2 separate regions of the Mus musculus genome follow, and region 2 is linked to region 1. A link is a contact called in ENCODE Hi-C or POLR2A ChIA-PET data. All regions are on one chromosome and are shown on one strand. Each heading gives the region's core, a stretch centred on a gene start or an enhancer-like site at or near the end of the contact. The rest is flanking DNA. Distances are from core to core; before and after follow the strand shown.

Evidence for each region. A loop is a pair of places that touch in the nucleus more often than their neighbours do. ChIA-PET counts read pairs that join two places held with the same protein, here RNA polymerase II (POLR2A).
Region 2: a map of left cerebral cortex shows a loop between it and region 1 (6-fold over the local background). The contact joins the promoter of Cnih1 here to the promoter of Gmfb in region 1. A Hi-C loop is called at or near these places in 7 of 37 maps with a recorded cell type or tissue (gastrocnemius, heart, left cerebral cortex and 1 more). POLR2A ChIA-PET finds 5 or more read pairs at or near these places in 3 of 5 experiments (Patski and embryonic stem cell).

What each region holds. Positions count from the first base shown.
Region 1 is chr14:46,820,399-46,823,845 of GRCm38, reverse strand. It overlaps Gmfb (glia maturation factor, beta), which reads left to right and starts at 1,604. Exons shown (of 7, transcript NM_022023.2): 1 at 1,604-1,745. The coding sequence starts at 1,743.
Region 2 is chr14:46,786,421-46,790,178 of GRCm38, reverse strand. It overlaps Cnih1 (cornichon family AMPA receptor auxiliary protein 1), which reads left to right and starts at 1,822. Exons shown (of 5, transcript NM_009919.2): 1 at 1,822-1,996. The coding sequence starts at 1,916.

The sequences.
Region 1 (3,447 bases), core at 355-2,854:
CCCACCGCTGGGATTCAAGGCTCGAGCCATGAACTTGTGTCGGTAAAATCTTTGGTAACCCACAGCCTCTTAGCTCTGCAGGCTTGCTAGATGCTCATCTTCGTTTTACCAGAGGAGGGGGACTGTTATAGGACCGTGTAGATTCGCCTGCATGTCACATGCTGGTTTCAGGGCTATCTTATGCAAACAGATTAGGCCACTTCTGCCACTGAAGAGATCTCTATTGTGTTAAAGATGGAATAGAGTCAAGTTCCAGGCTTCTCCCCAGAGAAGAGGATTTTCTCTGACACCTTGCCTATTTTGATGCTCCAGTGACTACATCCTTCCCTCTGCCATTTCAAGCTAGAGGAGAAGGCCAGAGTGGGAAAGGAAGGCTCTGCAGGTGCTCCAGCCTTCCTCCCCAGCTTCTACAGATCCACAGCAGAAGGTTTTCCCTTCCTACTGTTCACTTTGTCCCACCTTCCTTAAGGAGTGGTGTACAGGAAATCCATTTACCATTACCAATATCTGGATTTAAAACAAATGCTTATAGAGATTCAAAACTGCATAAGGTGCCTCTCACTGAAAACCTCTGGGTTTAATATGGAGATCCAAAACTCTATTTTTAGAAATCAAAGTTGCTCTTGGCATTTCTCTCTTCTTTCCTCCCTTCCAATTTCTTTCTTATTCTTAAAAACTATATTATTAGTTTGTGTGTATGGGTGTTTTGCCTGCTTGCACCACAAGCCTGCAGTGGCCCTGGAGGCCAGAGAGTGTTTTGGATTTCCTGGGGCTGGAGTTACACTGTCAACTACCATATTGGTGGGTTCTGGAGATCCGGCCAGGGTGGAGAGAACAACCTGTACTCGCAACCCCTGAGCCATCTCTCCAACTCCCATCCTTTCTTATTTTTGAAAGAGAATTCTACTAATCGTTTGAGGATAATAGTTATGGATGACAAAGGAGGAAGTACCAAAAGAGTATACAAATATTAGAATGTTTTAAAAATCTCTTATATTTATTTTTCGTAAAGTTGCCAATCCTTTCATCCACATAGTCTTTTTTGTACCTCATACTGTTTCTTAGAAAGGCAAGTTTATCTCCGTTATGGAATACCAGTAGTAATACATTTAAAAGGTCGTAACTTTTTGAGTGTCACACTTTGAAACAATAAGAGCACCTGGGTTTCAGAGTTCAATTCGCTGTAACTTGAGAGTAAAAGCCAACATGATCAACATTGGTAACCATTTACTGGTGAGTATGAATAGATTTTGGAAAATAAATTTATTCAGTAAGTTCTGGAAAGCAGGCAGGGTCAGGGATGGCGCCCTGGGACAGGTGCAAGGATGAAAGCCGCGTCTACCTTTGAAAAGCATTAAATCTGCAAGTAAACTGTAATCGACACGCACATTTACCACTCAAGTCATTAGCTCAGGTTTGGCACCACGAAATACCTGCCGTTAAGGCTTGTAGAATATTTAAAGACACCAAGAATCTGCGCACCGCTTGGCTGGCTCATTCCTTGGTAACGGCGCAGCATCCTTACTTAACAGGCACCAGAGGCGCCCGCGTCCGCATTTCGCCAAATTTTGGGCCTCGCCTCCCGCCGTCCGCTGTCACGTGCGGGCCACGGCGGCCGCGTCCTTAGGTGGGGGAGGCTGAGCGGTGCGCCAGCCGAAACAGGAAGGGAGTTGGCTGCCGAGCCATTCTTAAAGGGGCCCAAGAGATCGCACGGCAACGGGCCGCTGACGACCGGAAGGAAAATGGTAAGTGGCGGCGAAGGGAGGCACCGCGGGGTTGGACGGACTCGCAGTCCGTTCCCGACTTCCAGCGGCAGCGCGGAAGACCCCCGCGCTGCGGGCGGACGGTTGGAACGTGGCCTCCGCGTGGACCCTTGTGGTCCCCGCGGCGGAAACGGGCTGGGCCTGAGGGCCGGCGTTGTAGGCGAGTGTCAGGGTTCTGGTTGCATTCCGGCTTCGCCCAGGCTTCTTTCTACCTGCACCCCCTTGTTTCTGGCTGAATAGCTCCCGATACCCACATTCTTCCAGTCCAGGCCGTTGGAACCCATGTGACCCAGGGCTCTGATTTTGCCTTTAAGCAACTGTCAGAGGTTTAGTTTTGCTGCGTCTGGGGCAGTGGTTTCTGATCTCCTTGACGATGGACCCCAAGCATAAAGACAAAGTGGAGAATTAAGTCAGGTGCTCTCAAGGACCTTCTGGAGCCTTCCCAAAGTGTTTTTTAAGTACGACCAAGTATCATGGAAACAACAACAGGAAGACACTTATCTATAAATCCTCTCTTGGGGACCACTTCCGTCTAGCAGATCTTACCGCGGTCATTGAACCCAGTGAACTCGTGGCTTTTCATCGTTTTGACCTTTCAGCTACATTCCAGGGTGTTGACACTGGTGTTTGAGGCATCTCTTTAATTTTGCCTACCCCAACCCCCTTGGCTTTTGGGATTCAGAACTGGCTTTCCTCCTATTTCTGCTGATGCATCTGTTCCCCTTGGATTCCTTTCTCCATTCCTTGGACTATGCCCGTGAGTGCCCTAGGCTCCATTCCAAGGCTTCATTTTCTATTGTTTTTCTCTTTGCTGAACTTCTGGCTTCAGTAACCACCTACGTTGAGTTGACCTGTGAGTTCCTATCTCTGACCTTAGCTGAGATCCAACCAGCAGTTACATTCCACTTTTTGGTTAATTTCATCACACAGAAGCCACAGAGGCTCCTCAGTTTGTCCAAAAAGAACTCATAGCTTCCTCCACACATCTGGTCTTCATTCAGCCGGAATTCTGCAACTTGGCTAAAGGTGTGTTTGTGTTCCTTACACAAAGCCAGAAGTCTAGAAGTTATCTTTGTAAGTCTTTATTTCCTTCATATTGAATCTAACCCAGTTCTTATGTAGTGGAGAGAGAGAGAGAGAGAGAGAGAGAGAGAGAGAGAGAGAGAGAGAGAGAGAGAGAGAGAGAGAGAGAGAGAGAGAGAGAGAAAGAGCGAGCGCGCGAGCAAGCGCTGGAGTTCAGCATATCTGGGTTGCTTCCTGGGTCCACTACCTGTATGACTTAAGACTTTGGAGAAGATGCTTCTAGCCTGTCTAAATCTTAAATTTCCTGCCATATGTGGATGGCACTGGTGTGGGTGCGATAGTTTGGAGCATAAAGTGGGAGTCAGCTTTGTGCTGTATACGTGGTAGCTCACTGATGTTATTCACGTCTTTTATGCTGATCTTTAATTCCTCGGCTACTTGTCATCTCTGAAATAGTCTTGCTGGTAACTAGGGCTGTTGTGCTCTTCCTGGCTCTCTGCCTGCTTACTGCATATCACAACAAATATGATCTTATCAAAATTCAAATATGGCCATGTTTGCCTTCCCTACAATACTTAAAGCGTGTTGATAGCTTATATTTGCTCATGGGACAGAAATCTGAGTACCTACAATGCCCTTCCCTACTCTTTTTTTTTTTTTT
Region 2 (3,758 bases), core at 573-3,072, 34 kb after region 1:
GTAGGCTGGGCTTTTGGATGGAGAAAGCACAGCTTCCTGGAAGCTTGGTGTGTGTATTGAGTACAGAAACAGGGAGAAGGGGTGTCTTAGTCAGGGTTTCTATTCCTGCACAAACATCATGACCAAGAAGCAAGTTGGAGAGGGAAGGATTTATTCAGCTTACACTTCCATACTGTTGCTCACCACCAAGGAAGTCAGCACTGGAACTCAAGCAGGTCAGGAAGCAGGAGCTGATGCAGAGGCCATGGAGGGATGTTCTTTACTGGCTTACTTCCCCTGGCTTGCTCAGCCTGCTCTCTTATAGAATCCAAGACTACCAGCCCAGAGATGGCCCCACCCACAAGGGGCCTCTCCCCCTTGATCACTAATTGAGAAAATGCCTTACAGCTGGATATCTCGTGAAGACATTTTCCCCAACTGAAACTCCTTTCTCTGTGATAACTCCAGCTGTGTCAAGTTGACAGAAAACTAGCCAGTACAAGGGGTTACTGCGTTCAGTGAACCAGGAGGCAGATTTAATAAATCTTAGTAGGTGCAGTCTCTGCAGGGAGCAGTCTTCAGGCAGTGAATAGGGTGGGGCTATGGTAGAGATGGAAATCCACACAGACTAGAGAAAGGTTTTGCTATTTCCTTGAGCCTGGGGTGTAGTGGCATTTGCCATTTTCCCATGACTCTGAGGATTTAGTGCCCAAGCCAAATAGCACACATTCTCCCAGACCCTCACTGCCTCAGAGTTTCTTCCACTCACCACCAAACAGTGGATGTGTGCTCACACAATGAATGTAACTTTAAAATAAATGTTAATCCACTAGAGTGATGCAGAATTTAAAGTTCAATTCCTTAGCCATCTTAGCCACCTTGTATCCACAAGTAGCCAGTGGCTGTATTCCACAAGAGCAAATGTCTACCAATGCAGAAAGTCTCAGACAGGCTGGACATAGCCCTCTAAAACATTCTATTCCGTTTGCTCCAGTGAGCACATTTCAACACAAATTTATCGTGTCTTTCTTGCTTAAAAGCCTTGAAGAGTTTTTCTTCCATCATCAGCATCTAGTAGATGATGAACTGGTTTCTCAGATTGCAGCCAGCATTAAAAATAAAACTGTTTTGTAGAAATTTTACTTTGTTTTTGATTTTTTTTTTCACCACCACTACCTTTCTAATCTGTGGTCTTTATGTTACAGGGTTACACTGAGAAAAACAAAATCTTTGAAATCTTGTGATAAGCAATAAAGTTTGAAAAGCCGGGGGTCTGGGTGTAAGCCTGAGCTCCTGAACTGAGCGTATTTTGCTACTCTGTGGTTTGAGGTCTTAGACCTCTGTCACCCAAGTTCCACTAACAGATCCATTGCTGGTTGCACCCAAGACACAACGTTTTCCTTTCCTTTTTCCCTTTCCACCTCTGCCCTTTGCTCATTTGAGCCGATTTCCTGTATCGCCAGCACTCCCTTCTCTTTTCCTGCACTTATCATAGAAGCCTCAGATTAGCTTCCAGGAGGGCCGGGTGACCTTTCATAGCATGCACAAGTACCAGTTTACAGCGTTATAACAACATTGTTTAGTCGCTCGTTCCTGGAAGTAGATTAAATCCTTTCAATACAGGCACTTTTAAAATCTACTTTTGCATTTCAAACACAAGACTAGTCTCTGGAACAAGCTAGACATTCATTTAATGGCTATCCAAAGAGTAAACTACAGAATGAAGGACAAAATCAACTGTGCAGACAACAGAAGAGCCACGCAAACTCCGACCATCAGGGGGTGCTCGCGCGGGCGGCCCTCTGCGCAAGCGCGCCGGGAGGAGGCCGCGGCGGCAGTGGAGGCTGAGGCCGGGGGAAGTGAATGGTTTTACCCAGAGGGCCGTGCGCCGCCTTTCTCCGCTGGCCCCGGCGCGCCCGGCAGCTCCTCCCCGGCCATGGCGTTCACTTTCGCGGCCTTCTGCTATATGCTGGCGCTGCTGCTCACCGCCGCGCTCATCTTCTTCGCCATCTGGCACGTGAGTAGCCGGGGCAGGGGGAAAGAGGGCGAGCGACGGCGCAGCCTCTTGCAGCTCCCGGCCCGGGGCTGCGTGGGGCCCCAGCTGCCGGCGCGCGCCAGGACGTGGCCTGGCTGCTAGGGCCGTGGACGCTGCGCGCTCCCGGGCCGGGGTCCGGAGGGCATGGCGTGCGGGGTCCCGGTGTCCACGCCGCCGCGTGCGGGCCCAGGCCGCGCTCCGCTATTCGCGAGCAGGGCTGGGCGGGGCGGGCAGGCGGGCGGCTCCGTGTCTACGCCGGGCCCGCGCGCACGGCTTGTCCGCGTCCCCCGTCTCGATGGATGCCCAGTGCGCACCGAGCGGTGACTCTCGGCGTGAAGTTTTCCTAATTTTTATCCTTGAATTACCGATTTCCTTTTAAGGCTTCCTCGGAGCACGGCCAAAATCGGATATTATAAGTTACTTTAGCTCCATTTCCAACTCTGCTTTGCAGCACTCGATGGGCGATTTTCTAGTAGAACACGGTGGTTGAGAGACGAGTTCCTGGTGAACTTTGAGGCAGCTTGGATTGATTACTTCGTTGGCCACATCTCCGAGTTTTCCCCTGAAGTCATACTTTGGATCGCGAGAGCTTTTTCAGGAGACAGCCTCCCAAGCCACCTCTGTGGTATGGGCTGCATGATTTAGTAGAGGGAGTTTTAATTTGATTTTGAAAATCCTCAGAAACTTTTGGCTCCTCATATGTCCTTGCAGGGTGGACGTGCATTCTTACTGTGCTCTGTCCCTGGTGACAGTTCTATTGAGACAGACTTTTGAGTGTCTCTACCGCTTAGCACCACTGAAAGAGCTCTCTGGGAGATCAGCAATTCTCAAAAGTTGAGCTCATTTGTTTCTATCCTCCCAGTACTTTCTGGAATAATGGCATAATTTGAATGATGGGGCGAGTTCAACCTCGTGTAAATACTAAGTCAGGTTTCATCACCATCCTGTGCGTGATTAAATGGCAGCAGATTAAATGGTTGCAGAAGTCTCCGAAGTAGGTAGATAGATACCAAGGGTCCTTCTTGCTAAGGAGTGTGATTGTATTTAGAGCCTATTTGCCTGTGGATGGGGAATGCTGGGGTCCGGTGTTCACTTTGTCAGAAATAACTGCTACTTCACACAACGCTCATTAGTTTTAACTAAGATTGGAAGAGCATCTTCTGCTCTTTGGAGGAAGAACAGGAAGATGGATAGCTTTCGAGCTGGCCCCATTGTTGTTTCCAATGAAAGTGGAGTGTCTGGCTCCTTTCCATCTGTAACTTTAAGTCATTTGCTCTTTTTATAAATGTCCTCTGGAATGGTGGAGATTAGTGGAAGAGAGCTGGGCACTTCCCCACGTTTTCCACATTCTGTGTTTGGCTTAAGAAACAGCCGGGCGTGGTCGCGCAGGCCTTTAATCCCAGCACTCGGGAGGCAGAGGCAGGCGGATTTGAGTTCGAGGCCAGCCTGGTCTACAAAGTTGAGTTCCAGGACAGCCAGGACTATACAGAGAAACCCTGTCTCGAAAAACCAAAAAGAAAAAAAAAAAAAAAAGAAACACCTGCAATTTTTTTTAAAATGGGTTACTTTATTAGAAAGGAATGTGTCAAGGTGAAATAGATAATTTTAAGTCCTGTTATAGGATTAAAGAAAGTTGTGCCACAGATTAGTGGAGAGCTTTTAGATTTAGAGGTTCCTTAGTTCAGATAATTACTGTACTTTGGGGAAAATTATTTTAAGTATATGTCTGTTGTGCATTATTAGA